Regions from separate parts of the Mus musculus genome. Here region 2 is linked to region 1. A link is a loop called in an ENCODE intact Hi-C map of the cell type or tissue named here. Cell type or tissue: heart. All regions are shown on one strand. Each heading gives the region's core, and the rest is flanking DNA. Links, peaks and the distances in the headings are about the cores only.

Region 1 (11,720 bases), core at 2,061-10,060:
TGTGTGACTGACAGTATTGTCAAAGCAGTCTACGATCTTCACGGCATCTTTGCTACAGGGGGATTTCAATCACTTCCTTCCCATGTGACTGGGAGTGCCATTGAATAAGACTCCAGAGGCCAACATTCATTCAGTGGTCATTCACTCATTCATCATGTACCTACTGTGAGCGAGACCTTGGCATAGTGGGTGCTTGACAGCCATTTGCATGAACAGATAAGAGGAAACTAACCTGCCCTTCAAGTTGCCATCATATGTGAGACGTCACCCAGCCCCTTTAGAATGATACTTACTCACTCGCTCACACAAGTGTCTTCCACTTCTGTGCTCAGCTGCCCCTGATTAGCTTTGTTCCCTCGGGGCTTCTTTAAGGAACCTCACACTGAGCTGAGTTTAGAACAGTGTTACTCAACCTGTGGGTTGCGACCCTTGGAAAACACAGATTCAGTCATGAAATAGTAACAAAACTAATATTATGGTTGGGAGGTCACTACAACATGAGAAACTGTATTAAAGGGTCTCAGCATTAGGAAGGCTGAGAACCACTGGTTTGAAGTATCATTTGGAAGTTCAGGGTAAGACTTAACTAACACTGAGCAACTAGTCAGATGTCCTGGACAGAATATAGCAGTAGGAGCAAAACCCTAGATGGAATCCAGGTTTAATTAACTATCCTATGACTGACTTGCACAGGTGACTTACTGTCTCCAAATCTTAGTTTCCCTTCTTTAAATGGGCTAACACCCATTTGTCTTAGGTAAAGAATATTCACTGCCTAGTATACAGTAGGCACTCAATAAATGCTTGCAATCCTCCCTAAATGGACTCCATCTCAGTCCATATCACAAGAGAGCAAACATTGAGGACTAGGGGTGTGTCTCCGGAGTAGACTATCTGTCTGGTATTTGTCAAGCCTGGGGTCTAATTCCTTGCAACACACACACACACACACACACACACACACACACACACACACACAAATGCCTACCCTATGACAACCCTGGTAGACTTCATGATCCTGTCTAATTGCTCATGGCATCAGTCTCATTGTTGGTAACACCAGGCTTCGAAATCTCTACTGTCTAAGATGCCCCACCCTCCTCCTCTTCTGTCCTTCCTATTCACATCTGACTCCTCTCCTCATCAGCTCTCAAACCCTTCCTCTGTAGAAGCCTTTTCCCCTTTCCCTTTATCCTTCAAGTCCCAGTCCTCCATAGCATCTACAATGACTGGCCTCCCTCTGAAATGTTCCGGACCATCAAATCATGCTGTGAGGGGTGGTATGCAGGACACCCTCTAGAGGCTGGCTTTTCAGAGCACCGGACCCTCAGTTCTCCTGGGACCTAGTGCCAGCCCACATGAGCAGTGGGCTCGGCAGGGCTGGCAGGGTGTCACGCTCAGCTTTCCCAGCATAAGTATGAAGGGGGCCTGCCACAGTCCCAGACAGGCCCTCCAGTGTAGCCTAACACCTGAACAGGAGAGGGAAACCTGGGAGCTTACTAACGGAAATCAAAACAGAGTGACTAGGCAAAGGTGATCTCAGAACTGGTGAGACCTGGGTTTCCATCTTGGACCACCGTCTCTGAGCAACAATCTCTGATTCTATCTCCAGAATGGGAACACAAGAGCATGTGTCCCTGATTTACACAAAGGGCGGTGAACAATGTACAGAAAATGTGTATTGTTGTGTCTGGCATGCAAGAGCTTTGAATAAGTGACAGCTGTTATTATTAGTAAAAAATGGGGTACTTGATTCAAAATTAGAGGCAGATCCAGGGTGCAACAGAACCTATTTCCCTTTCAGACGACTATTAGATAAGCCAAGTCCATCTGTTCCTTTGAGATCTGAATCTAAGTTAAACCAAGATGTTGTATGGAGATGAAAACCAGCAGGATAGTTCTGTGGCTGTCCCATGAGCTCACTCAGACCTCCCCAGGTCACTCCAGAGGATCTGGAATTGCATGGTTGAGGCACATGGATGGCCCTTGGCTCCACCTTCTGAGACTACTCTTGCCTGGGGACGGCAGCTGCAGTAGCAACCACCACGAGCCGCCAGGTAGAAGCTGTTTTAAGCCATTGGTGTTTCATGCTTTGTGAGGGAGATGTATATGTTGCTATCACTCCTATAACAGGTGAAGGAAATGAGACCTAAAGGTAGAAGATCTTGGATTTGGACCAGGGAAACAGAATCCTCTAGTTATGTGTTAATTTTGAGTATTTGTCTGTGTACAAGTTTGAAGGTATGTGCATGTGTGTGCATTTCTTCATGTACATACATGTTCATGTACATGTGTGCATGCTTGTAGGGGATACATGTGTGTGCAGATGCACATGCATGAACATGTATGTGAAAGCATGGTATCATTCCTATGACGCCATCTATCTTGCTGTTTGAGACAAGCTCCTTCACTGATGTAGGAGCTGTCTGGCCAGTGAGCCCCAGCAAGCTGCCCACCTCCATCCAGATCCCCAGCGCTAGGATGAAAGTGCACACCACCATGCCTGGCTTTTTACCCGGGCTTTATTAATAAGCTCAGCTCCTCATGCTTGTGTGGCAAGCACTTTACAGACAGTGCTGTCTCCTGTGCCCATGTGCACAGTCCCCACTGCTTGTGTCCTCTCAAAAGCCAGCAGAGAGGAAGGCCTTCTGCCTTCCTGGTCCCGTTAGCCAGTGAATGAGGATGGACATACCTTTCCTCCAAGGTTTCTCTGAGACAGATGATTCCAGCTCTCCACGTGGCTCCTATAGGGGCTTGCTCAGCCCAGCACATCGGGCTCAGCACAGCACAACCAGCCTATCTGCCTGAAGGACTACATGCGTGTCTGCCTCATGCATTATGCAGGAGCGGGATCTCTCCCAACCCCGACCCTAGAGCCCGTGCAGAGCCAGTTCTCAACAAGAACTAGCTAAAAGGACGTGATGCTGGCTCCCTTCACACTCTCAGTCTATGTGTGATACATCAAAATACAGTTGAATCCATCAACTGGGTTATAGGGGTCTTGGAGAAAAATGTGCCCTCTTGACATCAGCCAGTGTAATGACAGCCACACTTCCGTCATTTATGCATGTAACTTTTCACTTCTTCACAACAGCTCTGCTTTAGAAAGACAGAACTGCAGCTGCAGAGTAAACAAACCACACAGTGACCTTGCGTCTCTTTGTTTCCTACCTCTCTGTGAGGGCCTTACGGTCTTACCCTTCCCCAGGTGACAACTCGAGAACAGGTAAGGCTTTGGTGAGTCCGACCTTTAGGGGAGATCTCCTCCTGTGGGACTTGTGCTGACTGGGAACTGTTTTCTGAGGTAGAGCTTGGTGTGGGCAACAGGGAGAAGCCAAGGAAACAACCGCCTGCCTGCCTCCTGTGACATAGCACCGGTCACCAAGGGGGGTTCTCCAGGGGGAGGGCTTGAGCATAGCATCTGTACAAAGCAGCCTCGCTGCTGTGCGGTGAGGTATAACTCCCTGATTGGAAAGCTAGACCCTTCCTCCCCAGTAGGTCCCCCTGAGGTGATGACAGACTCCAGTCTCAGGAACATTGTCTATGCTGGCTTCTCATTTCTCATTCCCTCTGTACTCTCGGTGTTGGCACCCCTGCAGGCGCTTGGGGTGCTCCAGGCTCCTCAGTCTTTTCGGCCCTTGTCTTAGCGTTAAGTCTTGTCCATCTGCTTTAGCACAGTGGCTCGAGGAAACCAATAGACCTCTCCTGCCTGTCCTTCTTGACCCAGATTGGCTTCTGAGTCTGCAAGACTGTGCATTGGGAGTGGCAGAGGGAAGGGGCGGGGCGGGGCGGGGCATGTGGGGTGAGCCTTATCTTTCTTTCCCAGGCTCTGCCAAGCAGCAGCTGCAGCAGCAGCAGCAGCAGCAGCAGCGGCTCTCTGGTTACCTTTGTGGTCTGGCACTGGGACAGGAATGTGACTTTAGCAAAGGGATCTGAAAGTCCATTGCTGTCAGCTGCGATGAGGCCCCGGGCTTGGTACATGTGTGCTCTCAGCTGAAAGACATGCTGGGCTGTGGGGAAATTGTAGAAAGTGCAAATGTTAATAGGCTTTTAGGATTGGTATGTGTTTATGTGTGTCTGCCAGTGACAGGTGGCTGTGTACCCCAGACAGACAACAGTGAGACCAGCCCTGTCCTCCTCCGAGGCCAGGTGAAAGTGCGGAGACAGGGGAGAGGCGCTAGTGCCAAGTACTTTAGAAACACCCCGCACATTGCCATGTTGTGTTTCTTAATCATCATCACAACAACCATGTGAAATATGTAACTATCTCCCCACAAATAGATGAAGAAAATGACCCCAAAATGGATGGAACAACTTTCCAAATGTGCAAATCCCAGATTTTTCTTCTGCCTAATTCTAAAATCCACCTTTCCCCCACTAAAATGTCATATTTTCGCAAGTTTAAACAAGCAGTATGATTCATTAGGAATGTCTTGTTTAGCAGTGTGTGTGTGTGTGTGTGTGTGTACAGGGGCTCATGTGTATGAGCACACATGCATATGCAGGCTCAAACACCGGTGTATAAGGCTGCTTCACAAATAGCTTTTACTTCAATAAACTCAATAGACATAGGGAACTGTCCATTCACCCTGTCTTCTACTTTGCTAGCCAATGACATTTTGTGTGCTTACTTTGTAGAGTTTCGGTCTTGATCTCTAAGGCACTGTAGATAGTATGGAACTAAGGCAGTCCCTGTCCTTGGGAGCTCCCTGAGAAAAGACCAGAGATGGGAAGAGAAGCCAGATCTCATGGGTGGGGTGTGTGGCTGAAGGCCTGTGAGGGATCTGACCAAAGGGCCTGGGAGACAAAGAGCAGGAGTGAGCCCAGGTTGTATAGACGGAAGACAAAGAGAGAGGTTTGGTGAGGTCAGCATTCAGTAGAGAACGGCAGTTCAGCTGGTCATGGACCTCACCACCCCTGGCTCTTCAAGCTCACCTCTTGTTTTCACATTCCCCTATCCCCTTTGCCTGTTGACCCACCCATTTCTACATCTCTGAAAAGGATGATGTTAGTACAGCCCATGTCTTTGTGTTGGCGTGGGGACTTCTATGAAGGAACCCCTGTGGACCTATTGAAATAGCTCTGCTTACTTAAATGAAGAACACAAACACCCTATGTGTGTTCCCTCACCCAAGCTTCATCAAACCCCCTCCTCCAGCAACTTCTAGGCATATGCCACACATGCTCACACACGAACTTGAACACAGCCATCTGTAAAATAAAGGCTAATAACTCTCCATGAGGCTGTTCTAGGAGGCTACGGGCTGAGGGCAGTGCCTGCTACTGGGAAGTTGCATGAAGATGCTGGCATGCTGTTCCTGTTGAGTGTTATAGTGTTGCCCATGGAGCAGCTGGAAGCAACCTGGGACTCATCACAGTGGGATAGGAGAAATGTCAGGCAGCTCGCATAAGCAATTAGAAGTAGCGTGTTAGAAGTGTACATAGCAAAACAGCAGGATCTCAAGGGTCTAATATATGGTGGGGAAGAGAAAAGCAGAATAACATGAAATCATAACAAGTTGTTCCTGTGAAGTAAGATTAGACCCTCTCAAGAGAACAGTTCAGAGTCACCAAAGCGCATTCGAGTACAAGGGAGCTAATTCTAGGGCAGTGGCCCTGTCCTTTGAGCAGAGACTTTCAAGGTGGCAGCACAGGATGGGCAGGGATGCAAGCCTTAAGTGGCTGTAGCAAGTATATAAGATTAGTCAATGTTTAAAAATCAGTCATGTCAGGTCATTTGGAAGAAGAACTGTTGACTACTTTGTGTGGGAGTAATGGTCAGAAACAGTAGAAGGCACATGACCTCAGAACCTTGGAGATGCACATGGAGCATTAGAAAGTACAACAGGCCGTGTGTGTGTGTGTGTGTGTGTGTGTGTGTGTGTGTGTGTAGGAACAGACAATCAGAGGATAAAATTGTGGGTCAAGTTCTCAATGGACAGAAGAGATGTAAGGGCTGGATGCAAGCAGACAACAGTGCCCCCTGTAGGTGAAAGTTTGAAGGGCCAGATCAGCACACACTGGAGAGGGATTCAAATGAGGTATGGGAAAGACTGCTGCCCTAGGTAGATGGTGGCAAACAACTCTGACAGAGAAGGTGTGGAGGGACAGGGAAGGCAGGATGTCAAAGGTAATTCCTTAATTGACTGTTATGAGACCTGAACATTTCTCTCTCTCCCTACCCCATGCCGCTGTCTGGCTTACATGAGAACCAGCGTGGAGCCTAAGAATGTAGCAACCTTTTCAATCCCCAAGCTAATCCTGCAGCCAATTAGGAAGCCCAAGCTGCCCACATTGCCCAATTAAGTCCACACCAGTTCTTCCAGGGCAAGGCTCTGCAAACTCCAGGCAAGCCAGTGGAACGAGAGAAGTAATTCTTGGAGGCGCAGTTCTACAGCCCTCCGTGTCTCCATAGACACCAATTAACTCTGATGTTGACAGGCTGGGCTCTGCTGACAGGAACGTCCCTTAAGATGACAGCTGTAAACAAAGCAGTGCTCAGCAGATGCTACAGGTACACGCCGCCAACAGGAGTCAGCTGGGAGACAGCCATGTGTTACTACGGAGTTCAGCAGATTTCTCAGTCCAACTTGGGATGGTCTCGTTCCTTGAGAGAATGCACACCAACTGCCCTTGAGATGTCTAACCCGGAGATTTTAGCAGTCCTTCCAACTGAGGCTACGTAAGCAGCTAAGCAGCGCATTACACAACTCCAGGGGGTGCCATTTTCTTAGCCTACATTTCCGGGTTTCTTTAGAAACCTTGAATCTTACTAAGTACTGTTCCTCAGAGTAGTCTAGCCTAATTCCTCACACCATGGGGCCCCATCTCCTGCCCCCTGTGGTTATTAAAGCCACACCTGCACGTCCCACTTGAAGCTAGGATCCCCTCTTGCTCCTCTCTACATCCCCTGCCAGGTTTTCCACCATGCCTTCCATATATAGACGCAAGGTAATTATTTGCTGAATGGCTCTCCTCTGGAGCATAAAATTCACCAGTCGGTGTGGAAGGCAGCCAACGCCACCAATGTCAGTGCTCAGCAGAAGGTCATTAGGTAACCATGAAAAGGACAAGCTACACAGCATCTCAAAGCTCCGGAAAGGCCTCTCCTTTGGGTTGTGAGTGGCTGCAACGGTGAACATGTCTGGAGCTTTGCATCTGCGTAGATATTTGTATCTACAGAAACAGGAGCTAACTTGATGTGGGTGTTATTTGCCCAAAGATAAAAAAGCTCTCAGTGGTTTAATGGAAAGCAGATAAGAAAGTTGTGTTTGGAAATGGTTTTCTCAACCCTTCAGCCGATGAGTGATCTCGTGCAATTTCTGGGTGTCTCAGAAATGTACTCTCCCCCTCTGTGAACTAAAGAATTCCCAGAACGAGATCTTATGTGTCGCATATGCGACACAATGCTTGGCACTGAGGGCTATGTATTTTCTCCCAACATTGCACACCGACTGCAGACTCTGTGAGCTGAGCCACTGTACACACATCTCCAGAACCCCATCTTCTCTCACTATGGCCCTGCTTAGGATACTGTGGCAGTCAAGATCAGCTGATACCAAAAGGCTGTTGTGCAACAGAGGAGGTGTTGAGTGTGTGTTGTTCTGCATTGTCCCCAGTTTTGGCTCAACTCAAAACTCAGCTTCTGTAGACATGAAGGTGAAGCTGAGCAGCTAAGAAAAGCACAAAAGTTAAAGTGTTTTGAAAACAGAGCAGAATGCAAATGTGATGTATTAATATTCATGACGCAATTAAAATGTTACTGAAATGTAAACACGATACTGATGAAAGTCACCGTATGAATTTAAATAATTCCATAAAATAAGCTGTCTTCCTATAAAGAAGCAGCCATGCCAGGAACTGGGCTAGAAAAACATAAGCGACTTCACCAATACCAGTGGCACTGGGTCACCAAAGGGGTATGTACGCTGTTCAAACCTCAATGCTGTATAAAAAGGAAAAAAATAATCACCTTAATTTCATGAGTCATACCACCACAAAAAACTTTCTGCTTAAAACGCAAACTCATTTTTATGGCTGCCCAGCATGTTTGAAGAAATTCACCTCTCTCTCTCTCCTCACAGAAATGCATAAAAAAGTTTAGATGTAATATTTCTAAATGAAACCTTGCTTTCTGTTTGGAAGAGAGGACACTTGGCAATTGTCCTGAAAAAAGGCAAGGGAACTGGTCCCAACTAAAACACAAATTCACGGATGCTGTCCCCACCGCTGTTTACCCGAAAGCCCATCAGAGCTGCCTCCCGCCTGTCTTTGCTCTGTGGGCACACCATACCTTGGTATAGCAGGGCCGATGGGGGGTGGTGGGTGCCCGATGACTTGGGAGGCATTTCTGCTTCATAGCCCACTGGCAAGTTATCCAAAATAGTATTGGAGTATCTAGTGGAGCCCAGCCACAGATATATGTCAACTTTTGCCTGTACGGTCCAGCCGGGCGGCCGTTTCCCAGGAAGCTGGGGGAGAGAAAAAGGAAGACTCTTTTATCACCAGAAAGCAAACATGGACCCTATTCTGAGAAAGTGGATCCTTTCTGGATATATATCTCAAGGTTTGTACAGAGGGTCACCCCCTGCCCCAGGGCTCTGTCTACATCACACAATTGAAAGAAATGGTCCCAGTTGTCACATTACAGAATTCCTGAGGACAACCTTGGTCTGGAGGCCCGAAGCTTAAGCACGAATTCTGATAACCACTGCCAGGTCCTGGATCATGTAGGCCTAACACACACATGTGCTCATTGTCTGTTTCACAGATGAGGACAGTGTCTCTGTTCCCTTACTCTATAACTCACACACCCATGACTAGAGCCGAGGATTGGCGATTCCAATTGTAGACTATTGGCTCTGAGTCTACAGCTTGCCTCTTCTTCAAGCTCTTCAGTTCGCCTTGCCTTCCTAGATACTGGGGTTGCAGCCTGAGTTTCTGCCCCTTCACTTCATTCAGGACTGCCTCTCCTGCTCCTCTGTCCCATGCTCTGTGTGAGGGAAAGCCCTGCCTGCTCTCCCAGGCCCTTTTGCCTGGCACACATTTTTCAGATCCCTCATCCTCCTTAGGCACTGTGGCTTTAAGCTCCCTACGCTCTCTGCTTCCTCTCCATGTGGGGGCCTCACATGTAATATTGTGTGTGTGTGTGTCTGTGTGTGTGTGTGTGTGTCTGTGTGTGTGTCTGTCTCTGTGTGTGTGTATCTGTGTGTGTATGTGCATGCCTGTGCACAAATGTATTTGTGGGAGTTTCTATACCCCAAGACCACAAGGATAAAAATTGACGTATTGAACATGCTTCTTTTGTTTCCTAGTCACCGGGGTTTGGGATCTCTCTGTCCCTACCCAGTCCCAGTACCAGCCCTGGCTGTATTCAGGGCTTCTGACAAGAGCTGATGACACTTAAGACATGGCTACTTCTCTATCTTCTATTGACTCTTCTAAGTGTCTCTTCTGGCAGGTTTTAGAGTTGCCTCTCAATAACTCTCCTTTCTCCACACTGAGTTCTTTCCATGGAAGATCAGAAACTCCTATTACCACAAGCCAGAACTCGTTCAGACAACTTCCCGAGCACCCATGGAGAGGCTTTGACTTCAAATTGAGCACAGCTGTTTGCCTTTGTAGCTTGCTCTGATGGTTTCGAAAGCAGATTCGGAACAACTCAATCAACCAACCACTGCATGTGCCGCTGGGCTTCAGCCAATGGACCAGAGCCAGGGAGCATCGGATGCTGAGGGCCAGGGACACAGGTTCTCCAAGTGCTGAGCTCTGGACACTGGCACTCACTGGAGTGATGAATGGGTAGTTTTTATTATTGACTTGATTGGGTTAATAAACAGCTAATGGATTAGTGAGATACACCTTTGGGCTGTCTGCGAGTGTTTACACAGGATTCAGTGGAGGGAGAGAGGGTAAGGCACACTCTGAATGTGTGCTTCACCATCTTATGAGCTGGAATCCCAGAGATAGAAAAGGGATGACGCGTGGGCTAAGCAGAAGCATCCATCTCTCTTCTTCCTGACTGTGGACAGACTCCACCATGCCTCCCCAGCTGGCTGTGGCAGACCGTGTGGCTTCAAACCGTGAGGCAGAACGAGCCCTCCTTCCCTTTCATGTTGTTTCTGGTCAGGTATTTGATTACAGACACACGAGCAGTAGATAATACCAGTGATGGACAAGAAAAATCTCAGGCAGCAGTTCTCAACCTGTGGGCCACGACCCCTTTGGGGGCCACATGTCAGATATCCTGCATATCAGATATTTACATTACAACTAGCAAAATTACAACCATGAAGTAGCAAAACAACCTTATGGTTGGGGGTCAGCACGACATGAGGGACCGTATCAAAGGGTCACAGCATTAGGAAGGTTGAGAGTCACTGGTCAAGGGAAGGAAAGGGGCATCCATTGTTCAAGCTCACAGCTTGCTGTGCTCAGCTACTGTTTCTCCTGCTGCACATTAAGCCATAGATGAGGTTTATTATGGAATACAGTTATAACTCTTCCACTTTACTATTAGCTATTGTCATAAACCTCTAATTTGTAAATGAAACCCTATTATAGGTATTCACAGGAAAAAATACTATGTATACTGCAATTGCAATTGAATGCTAGGCCCCCACTGGGTGTCTTGAAACACACCCCCAGTGGATAGGAGGGCACTACCACACATAGCTGAGTCCCTTAGTCAGTACCTTAGAGTAAGATCAACCAAGAGCATCCCAGAAGGAGGAAGGAACACAAACATAGATCGGGTAGTGGAAGCTCATATTCAGTGAGCATTTATGCAGTTCCAAGAACGATCCAGAGAGCTTTCTGACCAGAAGAGCTCACAGTGAGAGGGGCGGGTGAAGTTCAAGGGTGCACTTGATTGGTATGTGGAGGAGTGGGGATTTAATCTTTAGAAAGAAGGGCGCTGTTATGTATTCAGCTAATAAATAAATAAATAAAACAAACCCACTCCGCTTTGAATCAAGGTAAGTACTCTGCAACCTGTAATTTAAAAAATTGTAATAAGAGACATAATCTCCCTTCATCATTTCCCTGATGATTTGAAAACTTGTTCAAGCAAATAAATGTTTATTGAGAAGGCCAAGGATCTAATTTGGTACTTGATTGTATATTGTTTGATTCATATCTGGAAGGCCCTGGGTTTGATTGACAGCATGGGATGAAAGATAGGGTGGGAGGGAGAGAGGGAGGAGAAGCGGAATGGAAGGAAAGAGAGCAGGGATGAGTCTGGGTCAGCCGAGGGTTATTTTGTTAGGGTGACAGCATTTCTTCTGCTATTTGTAGCCATCCCAGGACTTCGGTTCACAAAGGCAAGGGGTTTTGTCTGGTGCATCACAGTGATGTTTCCAAGGCTTTAAAAAAAATTGCTTGGGACCAGAAGAATGTTGCAAACATTTGTTTAATAAATATGGTGATTCCCAAGAATGAAGATGCTTGGTACTCATTGAGAACCTACGCCAGTCTAGGCCCTGATTGAGAACTTACGCTGGTCTAGGCCTTGGACCAGTGTTTCTTCTTGTAGAATACTCTATCTTCAGCATGATGTACTAGGCCGCTCTTTTGTTCAGTCTCACAATAGTTCTGCAACCCTTCCAATAAGTGTATTTTAGAAAGAAAGAAGATGAGTTTCAGGTAAATAGACGCACCATTATCTAACGTCACAGAGCAAGAGGGGATTAGAACCAAGGAACACTCAGCTCTGAGCAGAG
Region 2 (11,720 bases), core at 1,686-9,685, 110 kb before region 1:
GCGCATAGCATTGTAAATATTTAGGACAGCCTGACTTTCCCTTTCTGAAAAGGTCCTGCAGCCATTTACAGGATTCAGGTATTCTGAGAGGAAAAAATTTATTCCAGGTTTTAGGGCTTTGACACTGGCTTTGATGTTACCAGCAGTTTCCACTGACAGAACATACTACTGTGGGTTAATCAATTCAATTTCTACTGACAGTTGGCTCCCTGGGGCTTACATTAACCCTCTGTTATTTCCTTAGTACTATAGCATATAGTGGAATAAATGGGCTCAGCCCCCCCCCCCAGGAGAACCTTATCTGAGGATTTGTAACACAAGGATGTTATATTGAAGCACCCAGAGCTGCCCTCCCCACCCCCACCCCCATATCTCCCCACCCCAAGCTTCCAGAAGAGTCAACTGTCAACAGAAACACTTTCCTGAGGGTACAAAGGTTTGTGGCATCATCAGAGTCTGTGAAATACTCAAGGATAGTTCTCCTTCTTCATCATCTTGGTGCAGACTATCACAAGCTTAATCTGGAAGACATCCCCATTGCACCTGTTCCAGGTGTTATTTACTTACTGTAATGGATCAATCAGCAGGGATTCTGGTCCCCTTGGGGTGGGGGGCAGCTACTTACTAGGAAAATGTGTGTTTACCAACTCCAGTGGAAAGACGGATCACGAAGCAGTTTGATTTGACTTACAAGACACAACAGACAGTCCACCTTCACTGCTTAATTCCAAGGTCGTGTTCAGTGTTCTGCCTTGGTCGTGCATCAGTGCATAGGAGACTTGGCCATCTCATCTCACCATTGGAAGGGATTTTATTTCAGTTTGTCACATCAATGGCATGTTGGATAGTCTGGAGAGTGGAGAAGTCTATCTACTCACACCTTGATAAGAAGCATCAGAGGGTCCTGACACCTAAGGCAAGTTCTTGAGTGTCAGTGGGATATTCCTCTCCAAATGGGATCTTAGTCTACAATACGATGCTTAAGTAGCAAGGACCTGCATGATCTGATTTTAAGCTTCTGTTAAGGCCCAGGGGCAAAACAAGGGCCATTGTTTGCCTAAGACAGATGTCTTGAGCTGAGAGGTCTGTGTGCCCTTGGTATGGTGGTCCCATGAGGCTTCATATAATTTCCCAGAACCTTCCAGCATTAGTTTAATGCACAGTAATATGTGGCAACTGCTTAGAAGAGCTGACAGCCAGAGTTGCTTAAGCCATACTGGGCCATCCAAAGGACTTCTTTTCTTCTTAAATATAATCTAATCTGGGTGGACTTTTAGATCACCAGATCAATAAATTTGGGAAACTCAAACACAATAATCCAAAGATACATTCTCTACCAGTGTTAATTTTCCTTTGGGATTAATAAGTCATTATCCACCAATGAAATGAGTATATAAAGGCAGGATTATTGGGAACCAACTCTCAGGTAGGTTTGCTGGTCCAAAGGAACAAGGCCAGGGAAGTTGCGATGGGAAGGGAGACAGAGAGGAGGGGAAAGAGAAAGAGAGAAAAAAGCATGCACACAAAGGGAGAGAGAAAATGCAGAGAGAGTCAAAGACAGAGAGAGAGAGAGGGGGGGGGGGAGGGAGAGAGAGAGAGAGAAAGAGAAAGAGAGAAAGAGAGAGAGAAAGAGAGAAAGAGAGAAGTTAAAATGTCTGAGGGAGGGAAAGCCCAGTCCCTGGACTGGAACATTCAGGGTAGAGGGCAGGGTATGTCAGGTAAAGACTGAGGGATGCTGGGAGAACCTGCAGCCAGGTCCACTTTGGTATGGTAAATATGCACCTTTAGCTGTTTGTCCCGGGTGTGAATCCCAACAAGTATGCCTAGCAAAGTCAAATCAATCTGGTGCATTGGTTAGGAGCTCATATTTGCAGCAAGGGAGATTTGAGTTCAAACCAGAATAGCCCACTGTATTAGCTCCCTGTTGCCACCACAACAAGCTATCAGCAAACTTGGCTTAGGATGATGCACATTAATTTCTATACACTATAGCTCAACAGTATATCATTGATTTCATTGGGCTAAAACCCAAGTGTCAACAGGACAGCGTTCCTCATGGAGACTCCAGGGGGAGCTTCTTTTCTTCGCCTCACCAGCTTCTAGAGGCTGCTTCCTGAATAAACTGATGACATGGCCATGATGACATGGTTTGGTTAAGTGGAATGTTTTATTATAGCTACAAGAGCAAAAACAACCAGGGGCATCTGGAAGAGTCCAGAGCATGGAAAGAGTAGAAGATTGACCGTGGCCAGCAGAGATCTGACCAGGAGAGAAGCAGGAGCAGGAGGTGTGTTGGGGGAGATACACAGACAGAGAGGACCAAGAGAAGACAAAGAGAGCATAAGGAAAATGGCAGGGTTATAGGAAGTCATGAGTTGTTGCAGAGAAGGAAGCTGCTGAGCTGGGGGTAGTTTGGGGTGGTGGTGGCGGGGAGGTGAGAAGAGCTAAGAAGAGCCAGGATGCCTGCATAGACTCTGAAGTGTGTAACAGGTACTTAGGATACTGAGAGAGCCTGGAGGCCAGCAAGTACTGTGGTATGTTAACAGGTACCACAGATAGCCATTTGTCCCTTTAGCAAGTGATCAGGGAAGTAGATCCTTTGATAGAACTCAGCTTCTATTGGGAATGCTGGCTTTTGTCTAATAGCCAGAATTTGGGAAAATGGAGTTTCCTTTGGATTTGACACCCATTCCCTGGAGTCACAGCCCTTCTACACACCCACCCCTGCATCAAAGCCAGCCTCGCCACAATTCTTTCCCATCTACATCTCTTTTGTTCATGTGTAAGGACACTGTTGCTTACTCCGGAAGCACTTACAATTATCTAGAACGTTCTCCTGGTTGTGTGGTCAGATGATTAGCAACTTTATTCCTATCTGCCATCTTCCCCTTTGCCACGGAATCAAACTTAGGTTCACAGAGTCTAAGGACTTGGGTCATCAGAGGGAGGCATTATCTTGCTTACCACAGGCACCGGCTAGGTGTATTGCTTTAAAGAAGCTACTAAACACTTTAATCCTAAAACCCTTCCTTAGTAAAGTAGGAATAATAGAGGGCAATTCATGAAGTGAGAGAAGAATTACTTGAAGTGAATGTACCTCACCAATGTAGCCCAGGACCTCACACATATTAAATCATCCTTAAATTAATTAATTTAATTTAATCTTTAATTAATCATTAAAGAGTGGTGGCCCCTCTTCACTCGTAAATAAGCAAGTACTGACACAGAACTCCCACACCTGCACCATAGACCATGATGACCTTCAATGATGCTTCCAGACATCTCAGCTAGCAATAGAGGCAGCAAAGGCTCTGTTCCCATACCTCCCGCCTGCCTTGAGCCTGACTGACACATGCCCTCCCTGAGATGGATGCCGCACTCACCACCGTCAAGGATCTGGGCGCTTGGCAGTGATCATCCTGGGAAAGAAGTGGACTTGGTGTCATCAGGACAAATGACTCAGTGGCTGTGAGCCTGGCAAGCAGTTCCTGCATCTAGGAATGGCCACAGACAGACACCTCAAAGAAACCAGTCAGGGCCAACTCTGGCTGGAGGCACAATCAAGCATACAGTGATGTACAGAGGTCCAGGTGCCCTCCCTTCTTGCAGTCACTTGCTGCTTCTGACTTTAGGAAGTAGCTAGTGGAGGCCTCCCACAGTCTCCTGGGGCAACCGAGAAATGGAGGGTAAATCCCTGTGTCATGAGCAGACAGCTCATCTCGGTCTGATATCCTGATGTCTGTTCCCTGATTCTTATTTTTAAGTCATCCTTTTTCCATGGGCTTCTCAGCTCGCAGAATGGCCCTATGGGAGGGAAATGGATCATTTGGGGTTTCACTTTCTCCTCTTGATGGCCTCCTTCTCTGCTCTTATGTTCAGACTCACCACAGAGCAGTCCCTGGCCATACTCTTAGGCAGGATCTCCCCTTCTCCTAGGCTTTGCTCCCTGTCACTCCCATGTGCTTAGACCTTCGCTGTGTTTGTTTTTATTCTGTGTCTGTCCTTGGATTCTGATTTCTCTTTGTCGTTGGTCTGAAGTGAGTTGAAAAGAGCAGGAGAGAGAAGTTGATGGGAATCTGTGACAACAGCCTTCTACTGAGGATGAGTCTTTCCACCCACCGAGAAAGCACTGCAAAGTCATATGGGCATCTTGGTGCCTTACAGTGTCTTATGGGACCCTCTGGCATTCTGTGCATAGGGACAGTAATCCTGATATTGCCACTAGAGCTGCCCCATCCAAAATGCTGATAGCGTCCATTGAAGGACACTGTTCTAACTGGATCGCCAGTCTTTGCAAAGTTAAAGGTACTTGTTTGATGGCCCTTGGGTAACGAAAGAACAGGTAGATCGTCTTTTATGTGTTTTTGCCGGTTTTGTCCTGAGAGAGAGAGAGAGAGAGAGATTAATGTATATGAAGAGCTGATTACCTTTCTTTTCTTATTTTTTTAATATTTATTTATTTATTATATGTAAGCACACTGTAGCTGTCTTCAGACACTCTAGAAGAGGGTGTCAGATCTCATTACAGGTGGTTGTGAGCCACCAATGTGGTTGCTGGGATTTGAACTCAGGACCTTCAGAAGAGCAGTCGGCGCTCTTAACCGCTGAGCCATCTCACCAGCCCGCTATTTCTGTAAAGTAGTATCGATATCCCTACCCCTCCCCAGATTCACCAAGTGATGAGATGAATTGGTTGTTTGAGCTATCTGGTAAGTTATGTGGCCTCTTGACATTCTGGGGTAACTTGACACTAGTCTCAGACACCTTAAAAAATAGTCCTGTCTTCCATGTTGGCTACTGGCAGGACAAAGTGGCTTTTGCTTATTATGTGAAGCTCCCGGCACCGCTGAGGTCTGGGCCACCCGCAGCTTGGCCATTGGCAGTTGCTTGGCTCCCTCTGGGTGACAGGCTCCCTTCAACAGCACAGCATCAGATAGCTGCTTGTCAGCTCAGCATCAGATTTCAACCTTGTTCTGATTTTTTTCCATGCCCTTGTAACCTCTGCTCCCAGGTTGCTCACAGACTCGCTTGTCATTTCTGCAGAGACTGACTGTCTTGCTTGCATACCCCTCCCCCATGCACCCACTCTTTTGGCCTGTGAACTAATCAGCTTCCAAGGACTGTGGTGTTTTTCCATAAACCTCTTCTGAGCCTCATTGTCCATATTAATGCACTTTAGAGACAGCTGAAGGAGAGCTGTGGGAGGTGCCAGGCATGTCAGGGCTGAGGAAGATGCCCATCAGTATGAAGCGAGCAATGGAGGTTACTACCCTCTACCTTGAGGCCCGTCCCCTGGGGTTCTGGACATAGCCTATGATCAGTCAGGACATAGGGCTCTACATCTGGCAGCATTCTGCTCTGTACAATCACAGATAAGCTGCAGACTAAGGCCAAAAATACCAGGGCCAGAGTCTGCAAGGGCTAAGGAGCACACAGCACAAACAAGTTTGAGTTCGTGTCAGTTGTAATCAGTTGGGGGCAGCTGCATGAAGTTCTGAGTTCAGCATGGCCTGAAGTCAGAGAAACTAGAACTGGCCTGCTCTTGTAATGGTGTCTGTGTTGGGCATATGCTGGCAGAGTGGCCTTTGGAGGCCATTTACAATCTGAGAAATTAAGTCCTGGTAAAATGAAAAGGCTTTCACAAGGTCAAATAACCTGTCGGTAGTAAATGTAAGAACAAAACTCAGATCATTGACCCAGTCAATATTATGACTTCAATACATTTACATTTTCTTAGGAAGAGAAGCTGCGGAAACTAGGTGAGTTTAACTCTTCAATCCATTATCCGACTGTTCTGAGGCCTTAAGCACCACTTAGAATGTCTGCGATTCAGTTTCCTTAGATGCAAAATGGAGTGGAAACATTCACAATGTTGTTGGGAAGTTGCATGTGGTCATAGTACAAGGCTCAGGGCCTCACATGCACCTGTTCAAGGTCTTTCCTTTTTCCATAGTAAATGCTATGGATTATTTAAATGGCCATTTTTGGAAGCCTTTTGAACATCACAGTGATGATTTGGCTACACAGATCTATTTTCTTTCTCTGGGAGCTAAGATGAATGTCAAGGTTTCTCCAGCTCTAAAACTGTGTTTGTTTGCACAGCTAGGAATAAAGCCCACGTCCTTTGGATGCTATAAAAATGCCCAGTCACTAAGCTACATTCCCAGACCAGAGCTCAAAAGCTTCTGTGAATGCAAATGACTTCCAGAACCTTTATTTAGTTGCTCCCCTGAGCTAGTACTCTGGAAATTAGCCCTAGGACGTTTGGAGCCTGACCAAGGTCATGCCAGGTATAATACATTCTGATCTCCAGGTGGTAACTCTGTGCTGCTGGTGTGTGCTGGGATGGATTCCTTTAACCTTGCAAGGACAGAGACTGACCTTTGTCACCACAGTGTCCCAGCACCCTGTACAGGGCCTAGCACATGAAGGTGGTAGTTTTTATCTGGTTGAGAGAAGACACCCAGAGTTTATCCACAGCTCAAAGAGTTGAATTTTGCATGGTTGGCTTGTGAGTCTGAGACTCTGGCCAAGTCTATCAGTTTTTCTAGTGGCCACTTGCCTTCCAGGCATTCAATGAATAAATCAGTGAAATGACCTTTATCTTTGAGGCAGTAACGGAATGGACCAGCAGGAAAAGCTGCCATCTATCTGGTGGGGCTGGGCCGAGCTGTAAAGCATTGGCATGAGTACCTGTGTCTCCTCTGAAAGCCAAAGAAGCACAGGTTAACTAGAACATTCTGCCCCTAGGAGGGAGGGAGGAGAGCGGTAGGCAGGACCCAGGAGCTTGACACAAGTGAGGTTTATAAATAGCAGCACAGAAACTTGGAAGAGAAGAAGCCAAGTGAGGCAAAGGAGAATGGGCAAGTCTCAGAGAGACCATTCTAAGATGCAAATAGCTAAGCAAACAGAAGCCAGATTTCTTGGTGGGCCACTTGGTAGCCATTCCCCTGATTAGGCTGGAAGAACCAAATGGAACCTGTGCAGAGAAGCATCAACAGGAGGGACAACAGGCTTACCTTGTTCGTTCTCCAGCCAGCCAGCATGCTAACTCCATATTTCATGGCCACCTGACTCTGGACAGGTGTAGGGGACACAACTGTAATTAAGGCTCCATCTCTACAACCAGGAAGGGACACACATGGCTCACAGTATTATGAGCCTCATCACAAGCTCTTCTGTATTGTCCCATGCTTTTTTCCACGAATGGACACCATTTCCTCACCCTGACCCCTTCCATTCCTCCTTGAGAACATATCCTTTTTTTCAGGTGTATTATTCTCGTCCATCCCAATCCCACTCTGGATGTGAGAAGTCTGTCTCCATGTCCTCTACCCTGAGTCCAGTGACAGTGATGCGCCATCTGCAAAGTCATAGCCAACAGAGTACACATCTGGTGTTCCTCACAGGAGCTCTTGAAAGAAAAGCCGTTTTCCCCAAAAGTGAAGCTCTGCTAGAGTGAGGTCAAGCCTTGCCCACACATATACACACACCTGTACACACACATGTATACACACACACACACACACACACACACACACACACACATGCACATACACACATGTGCACACGCACATGCATACGTATATGCACACAACCGCACACACACCATTGAGAGCCGAGTCCCCATTGTCTCCCCCTGTGCTTCTTTTCTGGTGCTTGCACTTGGTGTCTGGACGCCTGTGCTTTCCTTTCCCAGAGTATGAAGGAAACGAAACCTGCATTGAGTTCCTCCTATGGGTATGGGCCAAACAGTGTTCTAGGCACCTTGTGCATAGCTAGACAATTCTCAAAACGGCCTGTAAGTCAGGGACAGGAGGCATCATTTCTACATAGAAAGTGAGTGATGTTAGATAAGTTGCTTAAAGTTGCCGAGCTAATAAGTGACATGAATCAAGACAGAGGCCATCCCAGGCTTCAAGTTGGGCCTTGGGTAAACACAAGGAAAATTTTTTTCTTAGAAACTCTAATTTATTTAGCTTAAAAGCTTAGTTGAATCAATAAATGAAAGTAAGCTGTGAGATTGCTTTTTCTGAATTCTAAACATAGCTTAAACATATTTATTTTCTAGACAAAATAAAATATGGTAAGATAAAACAAAAACCACTCTATTGAAGTTAGCCAAGGCAAGCCAACAGAAAAATAAAAGAGTCTCAAGAGAAGACACAAGAATCAGAGACCCACTCGTTTACATCCCCAGGAGTCTCATAAAAGTACCAAAGTGATAGCTATAGCATCTATGCAGGGGACCTGGTGCAGACCCATGGCCTGCTGCGTCAGGCTCTGTGAGTTCATGTGAACTTCGCTCAGCTGTTTTAGAGGACCTGTCTCCTGGTGTCCTTCACCTGCTCTGTCTACTCCATCCCTTCTGCCTGCTTTTCCAAGGGATTCCCTGAACTCTGAGGGGAGGGATTTGATGGAGACATCTTGTTTAGAGCCATGCGTCCTAAGGTCTTTCTCTGTTTAATGCTTGGCTGTGGGTTTCTCTATGTGTCTCCATCTGCTGTAGGAGGAATCTTCTCTGGTGATGACTGAGTTATGAATATAGCGGAATATTATTATGAGTCATTGTTTCTTGTGTCGTGTTTTGTTTGCTGTGTTTTGTTTTGAAGACAGTAGTATTTGGTTTTACCCTAGGTCTCTGGCTTTTCTAGTCTCTGGTTCATGGTCACCCAAGCAGTATCAAATTTAGGCTCCATCTCATGGAGTGAGCCTTAAGTCAAATTAGACATCAGTTTGTTAATCCCGCAGGTTTGTGCTGACGTTGCCTGAGCATACTTTGCAGGCAGGACAGACTGTAGATCAAGGGTTTAACACAAAGAAATATTTTCATGTAGGGCAACAGCCATAAGGAAGGAGGGAGAGGAGGAGTATGACCTGAGCTAAAAGCTGGTGGATAAGAAAGGAGGGCAGATAGGAGTGACAAGTGGAGAAGCCAGTGAGCTGAGCTGGGGCTCCCATTTCCCTGGCCACAGGCTTGTCTGCTCTCTCTGCCCACAGGCCCTGATTCTGTTCCCAACTCTTCTTGACCCAGCAGTGCCTGGATGTCCAGGAGTTTGGGAGCACCAACTCCTGGCCTCGTCGAGGACCTGTGGACCTCCTACACTTTGTTTCTTACTTCCCTGTGCGGTTTTTCCAGTGGCGACTGTCCTTACCTTGGTGGCTGTTGTCTGGAAGTGCAGAGAGGCCTTCTATGGGAGACTCAGGCTGTGGCTCTGTAGGTGAAGGCCTTCTCTATGCTCCCCCAGGGCGGTTCTCAATGAAAGGGACAGTGCACGTTTATCTATACCATGTATTGACTGTTCAGCCTACCAACTCCTCAGGGTGGACCAGAGATTAAATAAATACCTTTTGCAGGGAGGGATGTCTGGGAAGGGAAGCTTATTGGTTAAACCCTCAGGGCCTCTATATCCTCATGAGATGGAGAACTCTGTTCTGGGCCACATGACCAATGTGGGGAGTATGGTCACGTGGTCTGGGTCAGTAATCTGGCAGGGACAGGGAGGCGCCAACCGTCTTAGGTGGGTGCCTGGGTACCAGGGTCTCAGACCCACTCTATCTTACCAAGATTCCTGTCACAGTCCACTGTCTCCCAGCCCCTACTTTTCCTTTTATAAAAAGGAGAGGTGTCATCTGAGTGACCTGACCAGCTCTAATATTATTTGTAGCAAAAATTTTGGGTGGGGTCAGGTATAAGCATCAAAATAAAACACAACATAAGCCAGAGGGGTAGCAAGGGGTGGGGGCTAGGAAGACTAGGGATTATTCAACCAAGTAATTGAGACTTTTTTGGTTTTTCCAAAAATAGAGCGAAAGGTCAAGAGGCTGAGGCACAATGGCTGGCAATGAGGTGCGGGAGAAGAGACCATAATGGAAGAAGGACTGGACAGACATGTCAGAGTTGTGCTCCATAGGACTCTAAGGACAGATGTGGTGGGGGAAAGAGTCAAAGGTGGTTCTTGGCTTGGAAAAGTGAGGACAGGGATCCTCACAGCTGGGCTGCCTTAGTGGGGCGAAGAGCTGCATAGGCCGAGTGCTGGAGCCTTGAGGCACTGGAAGAAGTGGAAATGGACTCACATTTAGCTTTCTGCTTAGGGGATGGTCTCCCTTGGAGCAGTCTTTCTGATTTTATTTAGAAACACCACACACACACATGTATACACACACAGAGGGACAGACAGACAGACACACACACACAGACGTACACACACAGAGACACACACAGACACACTCACACATGCACAGACACACACACACATACCCACATATGTATACACACACAGAGGGATAGACAGACACACACACATACACACACATAGTCACACACGTATACACACACAGAGGGATAGACAGACAGACAGACAGACACACACACGCACACACACACACACACAAGGATCCTCAGTACGCAGCTCTAGCTAATTAGAACCTAAAAAAGCATTGCTCCATTTTTGTAGTAATTAGAGTTCTTCTCGGTGGCTGCGAGATTTACAGTAACTGGAAAAATTCTCTCTGATCCCGGCTTTCCATGCATGGTACTCTGAAGGCAAGGCTCCTTTCAAACAGATCCAATTAGTACAGCCATGTACAAGTCTGACAAGCATCCTGAAGATACGGACAGAGGGACTGAAGGAAGGAGGGATGGGCGGACATGACAGAGAGCAAGGCACAAACACTGAGAACTGAATGGTTTCTGCTGAGAAATGTTCCTGTTTGCTGACCTTGGCTTCCCAAATCAGTTTATTGGGAAGATGTTTTCTGGAAGTGAGATTCCATTGCCTAGAAGAAGAAAGAGACACTTATTCATAGGTACTCGGGGAGAAAGCAGCCTGCAGAGGGAGAGGAATCACCCCACAGTGTGTCTTCAGGAGACTCAAGTCCCTGGCTTGCACATCCAGACCTGTATGGTTATTCCCGCTCTGGGAATAGACACAGTAAGTCAGTGATAGGTTCTGCTCTGAAGTTACTATGTGGAAAAATCACAGCTCTATAGCCCAAGTGTTGAGGGATGAGACAGCATCTTAGGTATCCTCTGGAAAAGAGCCATGGATGTCGGGAATTTGTACTGAGTGACTGTCATAGTCACTTGCTGGGGTCTTCACTGTTTAGGAAGAGAAGCCATCAGCCCGTAGAACCTGAGTTTTGTGGAAGAACCCAATGCACAGGCTCCCCTGTGAACATGGCCCAGAAAACAAAACAAAACAGAACAAAAGAATGGAGCAGTCAGCCGAGGCCTGAGGCCTTAGGCTATAAAAACTTGAAGTTAATAAAAACTCCTTTCTGGCCTGTTTTTCTGTGACATTAGCTCACGTTTGTAGAAAGCACTTAGAATAGGAGCAGAGGCATATGGAGCATTACGTAAATGTTAATTTCTCACTGTTCTTGTTTTATTATTATTCTTTTTGTCCTCACCCTGGGAGGCAGATAAGGCAGGCTGTGGTGGCCAAAGTTAGTCATTTTACGTATAATGGAAAGAAACTCAGAGCGATTAGCTTGCTTAATTCATGCAGCTTGCTTAATTCATGCAGGAAAATAAACAGCAGAGGCAGGGTCACATCTGTTCTCACGGATGACTTCCTTTGGCCCCTAATAGCCCTCTTGGTCACACAGATACAGGGCAACGTTCATGAGCAAGGCTTTGTGTATGGCTGGGAGGGACTGGTGAACAAATTCTCAAGGGTGGTTGTTCTTGTTGTTTTGTTTTCAAAACAGGGTTTCTC

Evidence for each region. Peaks named below come from ENCODE experiments on the same cell type or tissue, not always from the same donor. Only the 100,000 strongest peaks of a DNase experiment are listed, where the experiment ranks them.
Region 2: a loop joins it to region 1, with 1.9 times the contacts of the local background. A loop is called at or near these places in 6 of 42 quality-filtered maps.

Annotation. Positions count from the first base shown.
Region 1 is chr15:58,587,141-58,598,860 of GRCm38, reverse strand. It overlaps Fer1l6 (fer-1-like 6 (C. elegans)), which reads right to left. Exons shown (of 41, transcript NM_001370912.1): 19 at 8,294-8,471; 20 at 3,886-4,010. It overlaps Gm36451 (a long non-coding RNA gene), which reads left to right and starts at 1,806. Exons shown (of 3, transcript XR_384120.4): 1 at 1,806-2,057; 2 at 3,095-3,226; 3 at 9,625-9,858. In heart, for the core only: a CTCF peak has its summit at 6,004 (motif pointing left); DNase peaks (open chromatin) are centred at 3,900 and 6,000; H3K4me3 peaks cover 741 bases; H3K27ac peaks cover 2,435 bases.
Region 2 is chr15:58,701,487-58,713,206 of GRCm38, reverse strand. No RefSeq gene overlaps it. Among named protein-coding and RNA genes, the nearest start is that of Gm41329, 53 kb to the left of the region's middle. In heart, for the core only: CTCF peaks have their summits at 2,047 and 6,607; DNase peaks (open chromatin) are centred at 5,336 and 6,696; H3K27ac peaks cover 1,672 bases.